Linked DNA regions of Mus musculus: region 2 is linked to region 1. The links are chromatin loops, found by intact Hi-C in ENCODE. Cell type or tissue: heart. All regions are shown on one strand. Each heading gives the region's core, and the rest is flanking DNA. Links, peaks and the distances in the headings are about the cores only.

The links. Peaks named below come from ENCODE experiments on the same cell type or tissue, not always from the same donor. Only the 100,000 strongest peaks of a DNase experiment are listed, where the experiment ranks them.
Region 2: it touches region 1 in a loop (2.2-fold over the local background); 4 of 42 quality-filtered maps call a loop at or near these places.

The regions. Positions count from the first base shown.
Region 1 is chr13:3,660,998-3,671,472 of GRCm38, reverse strand. No RefSeq gene overlaps it. Among named protein-coding and RNA genes, the nearest start is that of Asb13, 32 kb to the right of the region's middle. In heart, for the core only: CTCF peaks have their summits at 3,741 (motif pointing right) and 5,925 (motif pointing left); a DNase peak (open chromatin) is centred at 5,882; H3K4me3 peaks cover 270 bases.
Region 2 is chr13:3,737,085-3,747,559 of GRCm38, reverse strand. All of the region lies in intron 3 of Gm35190 (a long non-coding RNA gene), which reads left to right. Among named protein-coding and RNA genes, the nearest start is that of Gm35190, 25 kb to the left of the region's middle. RefSeq lists an enhancer at 3,015-6,491. In heart, for the core only: a CTCF peak has its summit at 4,424; no DNase peak of the experiment used is centred there; H3K27ac peaks cover 1,832 bases.

The DNA of each region.
Region 1 (10,475 bases), core at 1,857-9,856:
TAGTGTCCCCGTGGGAATCCTAAGGGTCGGCCTTAAACAGTGTGTGTCTGGCGTGCATTTCTGCACTTCTCTGGAACTCGATTCCCTTAGTCATGATCTGGAGGTCACAAGAATTTCTAGCCCATTGAGATAGTCTTAGAATTTAACATTTTAATCCATGGAAAAGACTTAGAACCACACTTTGCATGTTATAGGGCTCCACTAAAGTTAGTTAGATGCTGGTTGTTTTTCTTTCAATCGAATAATGAAAGCTTTGAAAGAATTTTTGAAGTTTGGGCTGGGATATAGCTCAAACAATGAAATGTTTGCCAGACAATCATGAGAACCCAAAGTTGATCCCCAGAATCTACATTAAAAAACCAGGAATGGTAGTGTAGAACTTGTAATCCCAGTACTGAGGAGGTGGAAACAGGATGGTCCTTGGGGCTCGTTGGCCAGCCAGCCTAGTCTGATTCCCCAAACTCAGGTTACAGTGTGAGAATCTATCTCAGAAAAAAGGAGGAAGAGGAGAGAGAGGAGGAGGAAGAAGTGGAAGAGAAAGAGGAAGAGAGGGAGGAGAAAGAGGAAGTGGAGGAGGAGAAAGAGGGGGAGGAAGGGAAGGAAGAAGAGGAGGAAGAGGAGGAAGAGGAGGAAGGGAAGGAGGAAGAGGAAGAAGGGGAGGAGGAAGAGAAGGAGGGAGAGGAGGAAGAGGAGAAGGTGAATAAGTTCTAAGGAACAAGACTGATGGCTGACATCTGTTTTATTTCAACATGCACATGTGTACTTGCTAACAAATGTGTACACACACACACACACACACACACACAAGAATATTGGAGGCAAAAGTACAGCTATCCTATAAGTCCCTTGGAGAATAAACAGAAGCTAGGAGAGTTAAATAACATGGCAAGGACCTCCCTGCTCTGAAAGTCTCTGGTAGCCCATTTCTCATCACAAGTATGGAAGAGGCCAATCGAACATTGACCCTTCTAAAGCAGCTCATGTTCAACAAGGACAGGAGATAAGGAAGTCGTGTGCTTGAATCCTCGATAGTGTTCTCCCAATCCAGGCCCTTGAACATGCAGTGGAAGGAGCCAGCTCACAAGGCCCAGGCCTCGGAGGCAGACTTGGCTGGTTCCATGAAACCACAAGCTTGTACTTTTTCTCTATAATTTGTGGGAGGCATCAGCATTTCCTCTTTGGAGAAAGGGCAGCCAGCCCTCCAGGGATGAGGCAGGCATGGTAATCAGTAACAGCTGCAGCCTCAGTTGGCCAAGGGTCAAGGCTCCAGTCCTGTTCTTTCCCCCACAGTTTTGCAGTCTGGCTGATCTGGAGCTCAGGGCTGCCACTACAGCCCCAAGCACAGAGCCCCATACTATCTTGAGCCAGCTGTTTGGATTAGTGTTCCTGTCAATCTACAGAGACTAGAATGACATAGGTCCCCCACTCAATGCTGAAAGGATGGATTTGTGAGTCAATGGATGAATGAATCTTTCTACCTCTTTCTTCCTTAAACACGGTCTCAGGAGAGCCATTGCTCAACCTAATGGGCTTCCCAGCCCTGTGCTGAGAAGGGAGTGATAAGTTCCATGTCCAGGTCTCACAGGTCAGAGAGCAGAGAGTCCTCTGACCCTCCACCAGGTCATTCCTCCTGCAGGAAGAGCTCATGCCTGCCTTTCCACTGTACAGCCAGTGGCCATGCACTTGAGCAGACAGCATCAACCTCAGCACCATGCCCCTGGCTGTAGAAGAGCAGGCTGCAGAGGCAAATGGAAAGAAAGGGCAATTCTATGCAGAAGGATGTGAATAAGCCAGGACTTGGGGTGTTTCTGGGCCTTGGCCCCACTCTCCCTGGGGCCTATGAAGAAAGGGCTAACTAATTAAATAGGCTGGGGGAGCTTCTACAAAGACTCAATAGGAAAAGCCACCAACAAGCCATCTCAAGAGAGGCTGTGGTTACCTGAGGGCCAAGGAAAAGAAGGAGTGTGGCAGTATGCCTGAAAAGACTGCCTTTCAGTCAGCGCAGTGGAGAGGCCATCTGCCCTGTTCTCCCAGGTGGCTGTTTGCACTGCTCTGTTGGCTGGCTCAGAGTGGGAAGCCCTGTGGGAACACTAAGTTCTCAGCCCCAGTATGAGGGACCATCTCCTCTGCTGTTGCATTCCCCCATCTTTGTAAACTCCCAACACTGACCCCTTCTTCAAGGCTGGGAACGACCCCACTGACGCAGAACCCACAAGCCATGCATCTGAGCCTTACCACATCATAGCTTGAAATGGTTTGGAAGTGAATCTGTTTCTGGGTTTGTTTTGAGACCAAAATGCATGTTTTGACTTACTCTACCCTTTCCTGTTTCCATAAACTTGTTATGACTGGTTCTTTAGAGTACATGGAGAAAACAGAATTTACAGGTTTGGGGAAAGTGGCCAGTATTCCTCCGAGGAGTGCCCAGCCTTAAGGAAAATGTACTAGGCACTTTTCTGATTGCTGTAACAGAAAGATTCACAAAAGCAACTTACAGAAGAGAAACATTTATTTGGTCCCTGGTCCAAGGGTTCGGTCCACAATGGTGCAGGAGGCGTGACTGCAGGAATGTGACATGGCTGGTCACATTACATCCACAATCAGGAAGTAAAGAGAGATGGATGCTGTTGCTCAATTTGATTTCTCCTTTTTATTCCAGTCAGGTCCCCAGGCGTCCCATAGGATCATGCTACCCACATTTATAGTGGATGTTCCCATATCAGTTAACCCAGTCTAGCAACTCTCTAACACTTATGCCTGGAGATTTGTCTCTTGGGAAAGCCTAGATTCTGTCAAGCTGACAGTACTAACCTTCACAAGTGGCCTTGGATAAAGAGAATGAGCAGCCAGAGAGTACCATACAATCTCAGGAGCAATAACAGGAAAGTGAAGAAGACCACCTAGAGAGAGCATTACGGTCAGTGTTGACTAGGAGTGTATCATGCATGAGGGACCATCTGAAGCACTTACTTTGTATCCTGGACTGTGCTAAGCTCAGACTACATTTTACACACCAGGAGTCCTTCATTTCTCACTTTTCTAGAATAATACAAAAGCAAAATTTCAGTTCCAGTCTATGGAGCCCATGGGGACCAAAGAAATGAGTATCCTGGGTCAACCCTGCATTTGGAGGCACCCTACCAGCCCCACACTTAGGACTGACAGCAAGATCATCCGAGCTGTGTGCACAGGGATGGCTGTGCGGAGCTAGGGGACATGTCACCAGCAGCATTCCACCACAGCCCTGGAACAGCCAGCACACCACCCTAGACTAAACAGAAGACAAGAAAACACTGCTTGCAAAGAATTGCTATTTTTACATCCCTTTTCCAGAATTACAATATTCTAAGATATAAATTCAAATCAGAAGGCAGAGTCAAAAGAGAGCAAAGGGCCGGGAACACACCCACAAGTGAGAAGGAGTCAGTCCCTCCTCCCATTGCCATAGTATTCTGGGTACCTCTGCTAAAAGAATACAAATTCTTGGACCCCTCATCCTTGACTGACAGAATCACTCCAGACGAAGGTGTGATCTAGGACTGTGTGTCTCCAGTCAAAAGTTCCCGTGATTCTCTGAACCACTGCTCAGAGGCAGGGACCCAGAGAGAGATCTAGATGCTTAAACGCAAAACAATCCACAGAGTCCTAAAAAGCACTTTAAATTCTATTTTATTATTTTGTGCATAGGGATATTTTACCTGCATGCATGTCTGTGCACCATGCGCATGTAGTGCCCCTGGAAGCCAGAAGAGGGTGGTGTCAGAAACTCTGGGACTGGAGTTTCACAAGGTTGTTAGCCCCTGTGTGGGTGCTGGAAATTGACCCCAAGTATTCTTCAAGAGCAGCCAGGGCTCTTAAACACTGAGACATCACTCCAGCCCATGTAAAAGGCACTTTACATGAAAGGTTGCTCATCTGCCAGGGAAGGGTTGAAGGTGCCCGAACAGAGCCACCTAGAGTTTCTGTTGTATCGTTGGCCTGTTGTGCTGTTACAAGGAATGTGTGGAATCTGTGTCCAGACAGATCTCTATTCTGGTCTGTTCTGGTCTGAATATTTTCCCTACCAAAACTCAGCCACCCTCCCACCCTTATTTCCAACCACTTCAACTTGACCCCTAGAGCAAAACTTCTGGAAACTTCAGATCTCTGACTGATGTCATCTCCGACTACCATCCCCCAAAACAGACTCCAATGGAAGGCCTTTCTCGGCTCACAGGCTTGGAACAGACTATATTTTCTCAGACAGGTTGATGGCACACCAACAGAAAAGGGCTAGCAATAGACAAAGGTAGTGATTTCCCTAAAGTCGCACAGGCAAGGGAAAGGCCAAACAGGTATCAGAACCCAGAGGTTCTGTGAACCAGAAGCTCAGCCCTGGCCTATTTCCTGCAGGACTAAAATCTGAATTGGAGGCTGGAAAGATGGCTCAGCAGTTAAGAGAACATCCCTCTCTTCCAGAGGACCTGAGTTGCAGTCCCTGCACACATATCAGGCAACTTAGAACCACCTATAATTCTAGCTCATGAGAAACCAATGCTTCTGGCCACTGCTTGTGTCTCTAATCACATGTGTATGCCTACACACAGACACACTCATATTAGTTATGCATACACACAACTAAAAGTAATAAAAAATAAACCTTTTCTAATCTGGCTATAATTACACACTGAATTCCAGCACTGGAAAGGCAGAGACAGAGGATCCCTGGGGTTCAGTGAACCAATAGCCTATCCCAGTTGGAGATCCAGGATGGGGAAGAGACACTGTATTAAAAGCTAAGAGCTGGAGAGGCAGCCCAGATGTTAAGAGCTCCAGGATGAGGGAGAGGCACTGTATCAAAAGCTAACATGGAAGAGCTGGAGAGATGGCTCAAATGTTAAGAGTACTTACTGTGCTCGCCTAGAACCCACACGGCAGCTCACAACCTTCTGTAAGTTCAGTTCCAGGAGATCTGATGCCCCTTCTGACCTCCTCAGGCTTTGGCACATATGGATGTGCACACACATATACATAAAACTAAAATTAAATTAAATGAAAAACATAGGCAATGATTGAGGATCAATACTCTAGGCTCATTCACATGCACACAGACAGACACACGCACAAGCACACCGTACGTGCACACATACACATACACACATGCACACACACAGAGAAACAGACTGATAGATTGACACACACACATGCACACACATACACGTGCACAGACAGACTGACTGACTGATAAACACCCATGCACACACACACATGCACACTGAATTAGCCAAAGTGTGAAAAAATCCCATTACACGGAATGAACGAGCCCCCTGAGCACTGAAGCACAGCCTGGTGACTATAGTTAAGAACCATGTGTTGTAACCTTGAAGTTGGCTGAGTCTTCCTAAGGGGTTCCCAACCACACCAGACACAATATCTACTTTAGCTGTAGTGATCATTGCACAGCAGGTACATACCACAATATCACATTGTACCCCTAAACCTTACAGGATGTTGTCAATTGTAGTTCTACAAAGCTGGGGGAATGTCTCGAAATTTAAATTTCATTTTAAAAAAACAAAAGACAAAAACAGAACCCCGAGAACAGAAAGTGTCCCTTATCTGAACCCTTAGTATTTCAAGTAAATAGTCTAATGGCCGTGGAGGTAATACTCTCCTAAAGTCAATTAGCTCAGTTATGACATGAGATCTCTGTCCACCTCCAACTACTAGGACGCAACTGTATCCGTTGTCCCAGAGCCATAGAGGTTGCATGGACTATTAACTGGACAGCAGTGAGGGACATCTGAAGAACACCAGCAGGCCCAAGCAACTTCGAGAACCCCAGCTACCAGTTCCCATGAGTTGACAGACAGGAGGGTACTTTGACCAGACTGGTGCTTTGGTGCCTCCATGTGGCCAAATGTTTGAACAGCAAACTGGCTACAAATTAAGGTCTGGGCCGCCTGTCCTTCAGAGCATGGCCAAAATCATTAAGAAACTCTTGTGCAGGCTGGTGAGATGGCTCAGTGCTTAAGAACACTGACTACTCTTTCAGAGGTGCTGAGGTCAAACCCACCCACCCCCAACCGCATGGTAGCTTACGACACCTATAAAGAGATCTGATGCCCTCTTCTGGCATGTAGGTGTAGATGCAGAAGTAGATGTAGACGAAGACAGAGAACTCCTACATTTAAATGTATATTTAATATATAATTAACATATGAATATTATAATTAATATAATTTATAACATATAAGATAACTTTATAAATTTAATATATAGGTATGCATTATATATTATACATTATATATAATATATTGTATAAATTATATCTAAGTATATATGTATATATATAAGGGAAGGCAGACAGACAGAAAGAAAACAGAAAATGTGTGCATATTGACAACTCAGGATCACAAATTTGTGCTTAACTGTTGGCTGACAATATTTTAGAGTGATTCCTTGACTCAGCCAAACTGCTCCCCCATCTGTCCCTTTCCTAGATTCATGACTTTTGGGTTTGCTTAGTGACCCGTTGTGTTTAACCATCTTGTGACCATTAGCTTGGGACTGTCCACTGGAGCATGGGATCTTTTCTGGGTACATAACTACGTAGTGAACCTGGCCACCTGGGTCTCTTGTTTCTTCTCCAGACCCTCACTGCCATCTGCCAGTGCCAAGGACTTCCATGGCTGTTCACGGCTCAGTGTCCACCCAAGAAACAATAAGAAATAAAGGAAAAAGAGAAAACCAACCCGAGGGTTTGTAACTGCTATTCTCAGTGACTGCAGGTGATTGTGCTGGGTCTGCAAAGGGATGTGGTCATCATCAGCCAGACACGAGGGAGGAGGGCCCAGGGAGCGGTATGCCTTGGCACTGAACTTTCCCTAAGGCAGCCATGGAAGTCCTTGGCACTGGCAGATGGCAGTGAGAGTCTGGAGAAGAAACAAGAGACCCAGGTGGCCAGGTCCTGTTCTAAACGTTACTCTGTTTCTAACCTTGCTGACTCTGGACTGAGACAGGGAACTATAGGGTCTATGACCCTGTTCTGCAGGCAGGCTGGGCTCACAAAGTCCATGGCCCTCTGCCAGACATCCTCATTGCCCTGGGTTTCAACCAACTCAGAACAGTTACTTATTCATCCCTCAACCCCACAATGTGGCTAAAATTTAGATTCCAGATTTCAAATACTGCTGAAACCTTTACCAATCGACCCCAGAAATGGTGTGGTTGGGAACCCTCTCTGTGTAGGAACCTTTGGACACCTTGGCATCTCCACAGCACCCCACCAACCATCCAATATCAAAGCTGGGTCTATCTGGAGAATGGCAGAAAAAGGCTGCTGAGATGCTGGGGCCTGTGTTATATGGGGAGCATGTGTAGGATTCAGAAAGAAGTCTCGTAAGGATAAGTAAGCTGCCTCCCACATGGCAGGTATAGGCAGGGACCACAAGAACCACTTCCTGCTACCCTCCTCCTCTCAGCAAACACCTTTGGGGAGCCAGGCCATGGGCTGGGGAAAGGATTTGGGGACGGTGGTACACAGAACCTGGCTCCCAACCACAAAGCACTTCATGTGTGAATACCTCAAAAGGCTCATTAGAAAATTATTAGAGAGGGCTGCTGAGATGGCTCAGTGGGTAAGAGCACTGACTTATTTTCCAAAGGTACTGAGTTCAAATCCCAGCAACCACATGTGGCTCACAGCCACCCATAATGAGATCTGATGTCCTCTTCTGGTGTGTTTGAAGACAGCTATGGTGAACTTATAATAATAAATAAATCTTTGGGTCGGAGAAAGTGGGGTTGGCCAGAGCAAGCAGAGGTCCTAAATTCAATTCCCAACAATCACATGAAGGCTCACAACCATCTGTACAACTACAGTGTGTACTCATATACATAAAATAAATAAATATTAAAAAAAAAGAAAATTATTAGAGAGAGCTGGAGAGATGACTCAGTGGTTAAGAGCACCGACTGCTCTTCTGAAGGTCCTGAGTTCAAATCCCAGCAACCACATGGTGACTCACAACCATCCATAATGAGATCTGATGCCATCTTCTGATGCATGTGAAGACAGCTACAGTATACTTAGATATAATAATAAATAAATCTTTTTTTTTAAAAGAAAGAAAGAAAATTATTAGAGTCAAGTATGAGTGTGACTGTCATGAATCCAAAAGCCAGGTGCTTTGGATATATTTACAAGCCATGCCCATGGAGACCCAGAAGGGAACTGATTCTTCAGGGATCGTCTAAGGAGATGCGCCAGAATTGTCAATCAGCTGAGCCCAGAAAAAGAAAGGATTTCCTTGTAGCTAAGAAGCGTCTATGCCCACTAAAGTCTTTTCAGAGTGAACTATAGACCAGGCAGTGTATGCCTGGGCACCTATTGTTCTTTTTTTGTTTTTGTTTTTGTTTTTGTTCTTTGGGGGGAGGGTTTGTTTGTTTGTTTGTTTGTTTGAGACAGGGTTTCTCTGTGTAGCCCTGGCTGTCCTGGAACTCACTCTGTATGTAGACCAGGCTGGCCTCGAAGTCAGAAATCCGCCTGCCCCTGCCTCTCAAGTGCTGGGATTAAAGGCATGTGCCACCACTGCCCTGCCCTATTGTTCTTATAAAAATACACACACACACACACACACATGGATGCATGTATATAACTTTTGTGTTGCTGCAACCATGTAGCTAACAAGAAACAGCATGAGAGAATTTATTTTGGCTCACAGTGTGAGTGGATTCAATCCGTCGTAGCAGAGAAGGCATGGCACAGCAACTTAAGGTCAAGACGCGAGTAGAGATGAAGGATGAAGGCTGATGCTTACTTTCTATGTTTAATCAGTCCACAGGCTGATGACGCCCACATTCAGCGAGGGTGTTTCTCCTAGGTCACTCCAAATCCATACAAGTTGACAATCAAGATTTCCCCTTACACTGTGTTCACATGGATATTGAAGAAGTGTTCAGATTGTATCAGAAATTACAATTCAGCCCCTAAAACCAGAGACCTACTTAAACCAGCCCCTAAAACCATAGACCTACACTTAAACCTACTCCTTGCAGAACTCCTGGGGAGGGTGTGCATGAGTCCATTTTCATCCATATCAAAGTGTCACAGACTGAACATTGACATTCTGAACACAGACTGAGAATACATCATCTAAGGCAGCTTCTCGGTCACAGAGGAAAGTTTAAGGAGCATGTCCTGTCCTCCTTCTCTGTCAGCTCTACTTGATTCAGTGATGACTTAGGCATATTTTTTCTCACCCTGTCCTCTTTTCACTAAAAGAAGCATTCTGGGAGATTGGAAAGGAGTGATAAGAAAGAGCCAAGATAGGGAAGCTGTGTGGCAGAGTGGGGGGGGGGGATTTCTACAACACCTGGGAATGTAGCTCAGTGGTTGAGTGCTTGCTTAGCATGCACAAGGCAAGGCCATCCTGGGTTCAGTCCCCAGCATTTCACAGAGAGAGAGAGAGAGAGAGAGAGAGAGAGAGAGAGACAGACAGACAGACAGACAGAGACAGACAGAGAGAGACAGATAGACAGAGAAAGACAAAGAGAGACAGAGAGAGATATAGAGAGAATCTGGCAAGGCTGTGGAAAATGAAGCAGCAATACCTGGGTTTAGAGTAAAAGTCCTGCCTTTGATTAAAATGCTTTTGCAGAGCATTGAAATCAGTGATCAAGAGGCATCATGGAAACTACTTCTGCGAACCTTTGAGCAGGGCAGGTACCTCCTGGTACCCATCACACACCATCAATCACAGCCCGGAGTGGCTTTGAGCTCAACACTCCACCCTCCTAAAGCCGCTAACTATTACTGTCCCATGAGCAACACTTAATATCCTCTTCCTGCCTCGCCAGCTTCCTCCTTCCTTCTGCTCTCCACCTGGCACTCCATGTCACATGAAAGGGATTGTTGACGTGTTTGGTGTGGTTTGTATTCTTTAAACAAGGGTTGGAAATTTTAAGTCATCTTTTTGAAAATTAGACTGGGAGGTTGACTTCTTCTCTAAGAACTCAAAAATGAAGTTTGGTGAGAGAGACCAGAATCAGGTAACTAAGAAGGTGTTATGGACTAATTTCCTGCATTGTGCTTCACACAGCACTATTGGAAGAACTGGGAGATTTAATGGAGGGGCGGGAGAGCTGTGTTAGCAGCTGCTGGGCTATGATCTGCTTACTTTCTAGTCTTTCTTACTAAGAGAAACTTACATTTTATGAATGTCAATGAACCAAGAAACAAATAACAACAAACCAACGCTGTAGATGAGGACTCCAGCTCTTCCTTTCTCTTCCTGGTAGAACATGGGTAACGTTGACTGGTGCCATGGCAGCCATTAAGAAGCTATGAATGGTTAAGAGAATAATAAAAATGCTTTACTTGATATAGTTGAGCTTTTACAAGGGTCGTCCAACTACAGTACATGAACCAAATCTGGATTCACCACTTCTTTCTGTAAATAAGATTTTATTGAAGCACAGCCTCATGCTTACTG
Region 2 (10,475 bases), core at 761-8,760, 77 kb before region 1:
ATAGCAAGCTCCAGGCCTGCCTGAGCTACATAGTAAGATCCCGTCTCAAAACTTAACAACAGAGTCTTAACAGATGGAACACTGAGGCCTGAACAGGCAGCGCAGGCAGCGGCGGGGAGGGGATGAATGTGAGTCTTGAGAGGGGTTCTATTGGTAGGCCTTTCTTCTTGCTTTAGGTTGCAAACTTGGTAAAGGCCAGCCAGGGGGCAGGGAGAGAGGAAGCCATATGATAAATACTGTCCTTTTATACAGTTAAGGTTTGGGTGGCATTCCTCCGGATTGGGATCAGAGAATCCAAACTCCATCTCCCGAGTTGATCCTATACTTCCTGAAATGTGACTTTAACAATGGAGGGAGGGGTTCTCCACACACAGCCAGCCCCAGCAGGCTGCATGAGCCAAAATCAGGGAGAAAAACCTGACAGCAAGGATTTTCTTACTGGAGGGTGCTTAATGGAAATCCAGGCAAAGTGACAAAGATCTCGTCAGGCATTCCGGGACACCCCAGCCCTCCACAGAACAGATCTGAGGGGATGTCTGTTCTCCTCGGAGCTCTGTCACCAGACTCATCTCTGCTTGTGTCATTGTCTGTCATGGCGCACACACAAACAGCTTCCTAGACTAGGATATCCCCAGACGCAAAGCCGCAGCTCCTCACAGCGCTGATGTTAGAAAGAGTTCCTCTTTGCTTTGTTGATTGGTGCCCCTGGGCTAGGACACATTTTTTCTAATTCCATTCATCCCCTCTAAGGACAAGTCCCAAAATGCTTCCTTATGTCTTTGCTTGGGAGCTCAGGGAGCGTTTACACAAGTGGCTTTGGATGCCCGCAGCGTCTGGAGCCGATTACTGTTGTGCGTTGCCTGCATTATAGCGTGAGGAATCTAAAGTTCAGAGAGATTAAATGCATTGCTGAGGACAAACACAATGACAGGCCACTGAGTCATTCAGTCTGCCTCATAAAAGTTATTTAAGCCACATAGAACCAAGATCCTGGTAGAAATTAAACACAAGAGAAACCGTGCAACATGCCAGGAAAGTGTAGCTAAGAAATACAGAGACTCGACCAAGTCTTCTATATAAGTAGGAGTAGTCTCTCCATTCAAGAAGTTTATGCTGGTTGGCTAGGATTTTCTAGAATGAGTGTAACAACTGAACAATCAGGGAAAGAAGGACTTATAGGCCATTAGACAGGTGAATATATATATACCTCACTGATTTTATATATATATATACACACATATACATATATATATATACACACACACCACTGATGGATATATATACCTCACTGACGATATATATATATATATCGGTGAGGTCAACTCTGCCTGGCTAGAGAAATTAGGTGTTTGATAGCTCATCCATAGAGAATCTGACACATGACAATGAACAGCTCAATCTGTAAAATACTTGCTTTGTAAGCATAAGGACCTTAGTTAGATCCCCAGAAGCCATATTTTTGAAAAGCTGGGCATAGTGGCACACACTTAATTCCAGTGCTTCGGAAGCAGGGATAGGCAGATCTCTAGGACTCAAAGGCCAGTCAGCCTAGCCTACTTGGTGAGTTCAAGCCAGTGAGAAAGCCTATATTGGAAAGAGAGAGAGACAACGACAGAGTGAGAGAGGAGGAGAAGGAAGAGGAGGAAGAGGAGGAAAAGAGAGGCAGTACCTAGGGAATGACAACCAAAATACTCTCTGATCTCCATATGCCCTTCTACACATACACACAAGTGGAACACTCAGGCACATAGACATACGCACAAATATTGAGAACTTGCCATGTGTTGAGATCTGAGTTCAGAGCACTGCATTCAGAATCTCATAAAGTCTTTACAAGAGCTCTAATGTATGGACTGGCTGCTGAAGGGCTTTGGTACCTCTGGTGACTCATCCATCAGTGCCGATGACATTGCTCATCACAGCAAACCTGACTTCTGTCATACCTCAGACTCCCATCACTAGCCCAGATACTCAGTCTGGGGCTGTCACCCACCACATTCAGGAACAGCATCCTGACTCCATGCTCCTTGGTACTTCCCACAGGCACACACTTGATGATTGGTCACTGTCAATCTACAGAGGCTGGGGATAAAACACAGTTGCTCCCCAAGGCATTTAGTAATGTGATGAGAAGACATCCCCAGGCTGTCCACACCTGCTGCACAACCAGACAATGAGAAAGAATGACTGTGTGGGTCGGGAAACTGGGTGTCCTTCCCATAACTTAACCTCACTCCAGGGCCAGATAGTATGATATCTCTATACTGATCAGTCTCAGCATAAAGGCTCAAGGAAGACACAAAGAAAGATTGTAGTGTAGAGAAGGTACTCAATGGAACACCCAGCTAGATGAGAGTCAGAGGCCAGCTACCTCTGACCCTTGTCATGCCGGCACTCATAGCCACACCACACAGAACCGGTGGGAAGTGCATTACGTGCCTATTAACACATCCCATCCTCACAGACACTTGTGTGGCCTCATTTCACAAATGAGAAACTAATATGACTGCTTGGATGGTCAATGTCTCCAAAGGCCAGGTGTTGATGGTTTGGTAATCAGCCTCTAGTGCTGTTAGGAAAGAGTGAAACCCTTAGAGGGTGGGGCCTCTTGAGAGGAAGTTAAGACACTGGGAAATGGCTTTAAACAAAGTATTGGAACCCAACCCCTCTTTTCTTTGTCTTTCTCTCTCTCTCCCTCTTCTCCCTCCCCCTCCCCCTTCCCCTCTCCTCTCTCTTTCTTCTTCTTCTTCTTCTTCTTCTTCTTCTTCTTCTTCTTCTTCTTCTTCTTCTTCTTCTTCTTCTCCTCCTCCTCCTCCTCCTCCTCCTCCTCCTCCTCCTCCTCCTCCTCCTCCTCCTCCTTCTTCTCCGTCTCCTTCATCTTCTTCCCAGCTACCATACACATAGTCCCAAGACTCCAGAACCCTGTGTCCTTTGTGGTTGCCCCTCATTTATTACTGTTCATAAAATAGTAGGCTAGACAAAGCGGCAAGCTTCTGCTTCCAGGAGAAACCCTGCCTCAAGGCAGTAAGGAGGCAAGCAATAGAAGAATATTCATTCATTTCCAGCTCCCACGTGTACATGCACAGAAGAGCACCCACACACACTCAATTGCACGTACCATGATGTCTTCCTCTACCACACATCCCCAAAGCAGTCACAGACTAAAGCCATGAGCCAAAATGAATCTTTCCTCCTAATAACATAGTTGATTATCTTGGGTATTTTGCCACAGTAAGCGGAAGCTGATAATACACTGAGTCACAGAGAGGGTGACCTTCCCAGGATGACATCAGCCATTTGGCCCTTATTCTCACAATGATTCTGCTCTGGCATGCTCCTGGAAATATTCAGTCTTCCCAGCACCTAGTTAATGATTGAGCCCATCCCATAAGATCCAAAGGGCAGAGGAACCCAGCCACTGGATTGCCAGGCACCTGCTATTTTATGAATACTCATAAATGAGCTGCAACCATAAAGGACACAGGGTTTGGGACTCCAAAAGGCAAACCCACAGATAAAACAACCGACCCACTCAGACGCTCCCTCCTTGCAACCAAGCTTCTCACCAAGTGGGAACCCCTGTGCAACTTCCAATCACCATATGAACAGGACCACCATGATGCTTTCCTCAGTCCTCACTTCTCCAGAAAGCTTCCCCTTTGGCTTATGCTGGTATCACATCCACTTAAAGAGTTTCCTCTGACACTCCCACCCCCCCACACAAGGACAAACTGGGCCATGGTGGCATCATGTCTTTATGCAAATCCAGTTTATTAACCATGCAACTGTAGGTAGGTGCTTCAGTGTCTGTGCCTCGGTTTCCCCGTTTATGAAGTCCTATAAGCATAGGAAATGAGCATGAGTAAGGCAAACAGCAGCCCAGGGAGACATCCCCTGTTCTGTTTCCAGGTGGTCCCTGGACTTATGTAGCACAGCAGGGGTCAAGACACCAAGAGGACAGAGCCAGGTCATCTGTCTGCCCAGCACCCAGAACAGAGTAGTGAACTGTGAGTGGTATCTCTTTAGTAGAAATATTACTCTTGATTAATCATACTGAGGGAGGAAAACCTAAATAATCCTAAATAAAACACATTTCTTCTCAATGACAAGTTCACAAACGTCAGTCTCACTTAGAAAGCCTGACAGAATATGGACTGCATTCCACCCCTAAAGAGAAACGATTCTCCAGTTTCTTCAGCCATGAGTAAATCCTTAGAAGACTGCTTTTACTCAGTTCCCTTGTAAACATGTGGACCAGATGATTCATGCATTGAATCTGCACATAATTCCTTAAAGGGGAAACTACCTTGCTTTCTTTTTGTTCATCTAACTGCTGTGGATTTAACTGAAACCATCTCTCTGCCATGGTGCATGTACTGTAGTGAACCGGAGCAGAAGGGAGGTAAGAGTCTGCATCCCCAGGAGGCCCCCACAGGAACTACACCAGAGGCCCCATGAGGGAGGCTACCTGCCAGCCTAGCCTTTCTCCACCCGCAATAGATCTTCAGACCAGGTGACTGATCCATGAGCCTCTTATGAGGGGAGGGGGTTTACCTGCCTACATGGTGCTGGGCTGGTTAGAAGGGCAACTGTCCTCATCACTTGCCTCCAGACCAAGGCCTGTTATGCCTCTGTTTCACCACTCAGAAAGCAGAAAGGTTGGGACCAAAACGGGAGGTCAGTTCTGTCTCAGCAGTGAGCACAGGAGCAGCCCCTAGTAGAACCCAACCACTTCTGATCCTAGCCCTGCTGCCTGCTGTGACCTGGCTGGAACCCTCAGACCTGTCTGTCCTCTGTTTCCACTTCTCTCCTCTCAGTCTCTGACACATTTCTATCTCTTTATCTTTCCCTTTGTGTCTTTCTTGCCTATCTCTGTTTCATCTCTGGCACATTTATCCCTCCCGCTCTTTCTCCTCTAAAGAGGCCACAGCAGCCTGCTCTCTCTCTCTCTCTCTCTCTCTCTCTCCCTCCCTCCCTCCCCCCTTCCACTCTGCTTTTGGCCTCCTGCCAGACATTTGTTTCCACTTCCCCTCAATAAGGACAAGGAGGAGCAATCAGAAACATAAGGGGAAATGGGGGAGGGGGCACTCAGTATTTGAACATGCACACTTGAAACATGCCCATTCTGGGTGGGGGTTCCTTGAACCTTTGCCAAGGACTGATCTCCTATTTTCTCAGAGCCCAGGCCCTGAACCTGCCTGTCAGGACTTTTAACTGAGGAGAACAGAAAGCTAACCAGTATCCTCTTCATCTCTGATGCAAGCCCCCATGTAAATGTACACACACCCAGACATACTCTGAGTAAGTATGAACACACACTTATGAGCCAATATACTCACAATACTCAGAAACACACTTGTACCCAGACACTCACAATACCCCGACATTCATCCAGTAGTATAAACACACACATGCACTCAAAAGTCATGTGCTGATACATACAAAGCACTCACACACAGTCACACATATACACAAATGTGCTGATGGGCTGCATGCAATCACACATGTACACATTCACAGGCATGTATTGAGACATATGGAACACACACATTCAAGCATACACCGATAAACTTACACACGTAGACATGCTTCCAAGTGTCCACACAGTCACATATGCACACACTTATAGACATGTGCTGACATGTATACCACACACTCAGATATATTCTCACACAAGCATGCAGGCATGTGCTCACAGATTCACATGCTCAGATAAACATCAAAGGAAAAAGCAACACACTCAGATATACATGTAAGTGTGTATGCACACAATTAACAGGCATTTCCTAACACATACAACAGGCTCATGCATAGTCACACAACCACTAACATAATAGACATGCCTTTCAAGCTTGTACACATAGACATTTTTTCAAGTCTGTACACATTCACACACGCACACATTAATGGGCATGTGCCAAGATACTCACATGCTCAGATATACATCCAAGTGAGAAACACTCACACATGCATAAAAGTCACAGGTATGTGCTGGTGCGTGTATTCAGACATATTTACACATACATATAAGCAGGTGCCAACACACAACAAACTCAGACATGTTCACATGTTCACACGTTCATATGTATACACTATCGTGTATTTTATGATTTAGCATTTCTGTAAAGTTAATGATATACATGACCCAATCGAGCCAACATAAATAAATATAAAATACATATAATGAAATACACAATGTAATGTAAAAATTCAGAAATTGTACCTAATCTAAATAGTTATGGTTAGAAGCCTTAGATACCCTTGCTCACCCTGTCACTCCTGTAACACCTCTGACCTCTGCTTCTAAGCAAGCACACACTTGATGTAAAGCCCCATCGGGATTTACCATCCCTCCCACCAGGCCTTCCTTTGGTAGTACACCAGCCTGAAGGAGACACTCTGCAGGCCTGAGGACTTAGATGAGGGTCCAGAGTCAGACATGAAGGCCAATTGTTAGGGACCAGTCAGAAAGTTCCATCTTCCCAGGTTCCCAGAGCCTTCGCCTCCTCAGGACCCATCCAGTGTTGTTTGAAGCAGTCAGAGCCTGTTCAGATGAAGAGACTGTCAACCCAACTCTCAACTGGAGGAGCATGAAGGAACTTGAGGCCATATTTAAACTGTGACAATGAGTAAGGAGTCATGAATACTGGATACAATGAATGAAGTTAGGCTGGGTCTTGGACCAAGCTAAAATAATTCTAAGAGACACTATTGGGCCAGTTAAAGAAATGTGAGCATAGGCTATTGATTAAATAGCAGAGTTCTATCAATATCAAACACTTTCATTTTAGTAGCTGTATACTGTGTGTGTGTGTGTGTGTGTGTGTGTGTGTGTGTGTGTGTGAGAGAGAGAGAGAGAGAGAGAGAGAGAGGGAGAGGGAGAGAGAGAGAGAGAGTACTTATGCTATAGGGTCTTCCAGGTCCTCTCAGTGGACAGAGATAGGAGTGTGTACACCTACCTACATGTACATTTTCTTCTGTCTGTGAGAGGCCCACATCTATGCCTACTTAAAAACAAACATAAAGAACCAAGTCCCCACTGCCTTCTGGTACTCTGATCTGTTATCACAAAACAACCCCTGCCTGCTTTTCTCCATATCCTTTCAACTTTCTCTTCAACTGTGGGAAAACTTGGCTCTCATCATCATTTGCTCAGACCCAGATAAAAGGAAAATGTTTATAAACTTGCTAATTCATACTGCCAAGATAAGAAAACTCATTAGGTTCCATACCTTTATAGAGTTTTTCAAATTAACTGATGAATCTTAATCATATAGCTCAGGGAATGTTGATAAGTAAACAATTTACTCTAACAGGACTTTAATTTACTCCAAAATAGACAGAATATTTCTATCACTAAAGTTCCTTTGCACTCCTCAAATCCTCACCTAAAGGCAACCATAGATATATTCCCTTAACTATAGATTATTTCTCTCTGAACTGGGGCTTTGTATTAATGAAATATCTCTCTGTCTTTCTCTCATGCACATGCGCACACACATGCACACATGTGTGCAGGCACACAAGTACTCTTTGAGTCTGGACTCTTTTGCTCTAAGTGATGTCAATAAAAATTTTCCATGTCCTTGCACACATCAGTAATTTAGTTTCTTTTATTGTAGTACTTTTCCATTTATAAGTACAGCAAAGGACTGGCAAGATGGCTCAGCAGGTAAGAGCACTGACTGCTTTTCCAAAGGTCTTGAGTTCAAATCCCAGCAACCATATGGCGGCTCACAACCACCCATAACGATATCTGACACCCTCTTCTGGTGTGTCTGAAGACAGCTATAGTGTACTTATGTATAAATATTTGTTCTCTCTTCCATTAAGTGCATTTTAAAGTATTTGATATATTGACAATGTTGCAATGGAATTGGGTTTTAGTTTATTTTTCTCTGCTTCTTTTAAGCTTAAATTTAAAAAAAATTCACAATTACATATTGCATATTGAACAGATCCCCCACACCTGCTACCCTCCCTTTTCTTGACCTTCCCCTTTGTATCTTTAAACTTCTACTTACATCATACACACATATGATTCTATGATTCTATATAAAAACTAGGAACTACAAATGAGAGAAAATGTATATTTTTCTTTAAAGGATAGATAATTTGCTTAATATGACTAGCTCTAGTTGCACCTATTTTCCTGCAAATGATATAACTCATTGTGTATGGCTGAAAAAAATCCAATCATGTATATTCACAACATTTTCTTTACCCATGAAATTGGTTTTTAAAATGTCAATTTCTAGTTGGTTGTTGTTAATATATAAAACTGCAATGGATATTTGTGTCTAGACCTTTATTGAGAAGTGCTTTAATAAACCAGACAGAATGAGCTGTGAGAGAGTAGGCTTATGGAGTCAGCCTGTGTCTGAGCAGCAAAGAAGGGGATGAAGAGAAACAGAGCTGATGTGGGTGGCACTTGCTCCCTGCACGGGTCTCAACTGGACCTTTCCATACTTAACTTCTACATCATGTCATGAAGTCCTTCATAGTTCATGCTTTGCAGACAAGGAATTATGCAAAACCATGGTAGCAAGTGGTAGCCAGCTTCCATGTAGAACCCTTGAATTCTAAACACATAGGCTCTTCCCAGTTCATTGTGCTGCTTCTGCCAGGCTTTGGAGAATCAGGTGATAAGAACTTGAAGAACCGAGAGAGCTTCTGAGGCAGCGACATCTTCGGCTCCAGACAACCAGCCACTTTCCTGGTGAGTGCACAGGGGTCTGCCAGCCCGAGAGGTTTGTGCCTCAGGCCCCGGCGGGAGCCTCCTTGGCTCCGGGACTCCGCGGAGGGCAGGCTGCATGGGTGAAGGTGTGGAATACAGAGGCCAGCCGTTTCTGGGATAGGCGAGAGCCACAGAGCTTCTGAGGCGGCGCCATCTTCGGCTCCAGACAACCGGCCACCTTCCTGACCAAAGCAACACAGCTTCTGGGAAAGATCCTGTTTTGGGCCTTCATCTTCAGCCAGGAGGAGGTCCAAGCACCAGATAACTGTGAACCTTCCCTGAAAGAGGAGAGCTTGCCTGCAGAGAGTGCTCTGACCACTGAAACTCAGAGGAAAGAGCTAGTCTCCCACGTCTGCTGATAGAGGGTAACAAAATCAACAGAGGAACAATCTCTAAACAAAGACAACTATAACAACTAACTCCAGAGATTGCCAGATGGCGAAAGGTAAACGTAAGAATCCTACTAACAGGAACCAAGACCACTCACCATCATCAGAACCCAGCACTCCCACTTCACCCAGTCCAGGGCATCCTAACACACCTGAAAAGGTAGACCTGGAATTAAAAGCATTTCTCATGATGATGGTAGAGGACATAAAGAAGGAATTTAATAACTCAATTAAAGAAATACAGGAGAACACTGCTAAAGAGTTACAAGTCGTTAAAGAAAAACAGGAAAACACAACAAAACAGGTAGAAGTCCTTATAGAAAAACAGGAAAACACATCCAAACAGGTGATAGAAATGAACAAAACCATACTAGACCTAAAAAGGGAAGTAGACACAATAAAGAAAACCCAAAGTGAGGCAACACTGGAGATAGAAACCCTAGGAAAGAAATCTGGAACCATAGATGCCAGCATCAGCAACAGAATACAAGAGATGGAAGAGAGAATCTCAGGTGCAGAAGATTCCATAGAGAACATCGGCACAACAGTCAAAGAAAATGGAAAATGCAAAAAGATCCTAACTCAAAACATCCAGAAAATCCAGGACACAATGAGAAGACCAAACCTACGGATAATAGGAGTGGATGAGAATGAAGATTTTCAACTCAAAGGACCAGCAAACATCTTCAACAAAATTATTGAAGAAAACTTCCCAAATCTAAAGAAAGAGATGCCCATGAACATACAAGAAGCCTACAGAACTCCAAATAGACTGGACCAGAAAAGAAATTCCTCCCAACACATAATAATCAGAACATCAAATGCACTAAATAAAGATAGAATACTAAAAGCAGTAAGGGAAAAAGGTCAAGTAACATATAAAGGCAAGCCTATCAGAATTACGCCAGATTTTTCACCAGAGACTATGAAAGCCAGAAGAGCCTGGACAGATGTTATACAGACAATAAGAGAACACAAATGCCAGCCCAGACTACTATACCCAGCCAAACTCTCAATTACCATAGATGGAGAAACCAAAGTATTCCACGACAAAACTAAATTCACCCATTATCTTTCCACGAATCCAGCCCTTCAAAGGATAATAACAGAAAAAAAAAAACAATACAAGGACGGGAACCACGCCCTAGAAAAAACAAGAAGATAATCCCTCAACAAAACTAAAAGAAGACAGCCACAAGAACAGAATGCCAACTTTAACAACAAAAATAACAGGAAGCAACAATTACTTTTCCTTAATATCTCTTAATATCAATGGACTCAACTCCCCAATAAAAAGACATAGACTAACAGACTGGCTACACAAACAGGACCCAACATTCTGCTGCTTA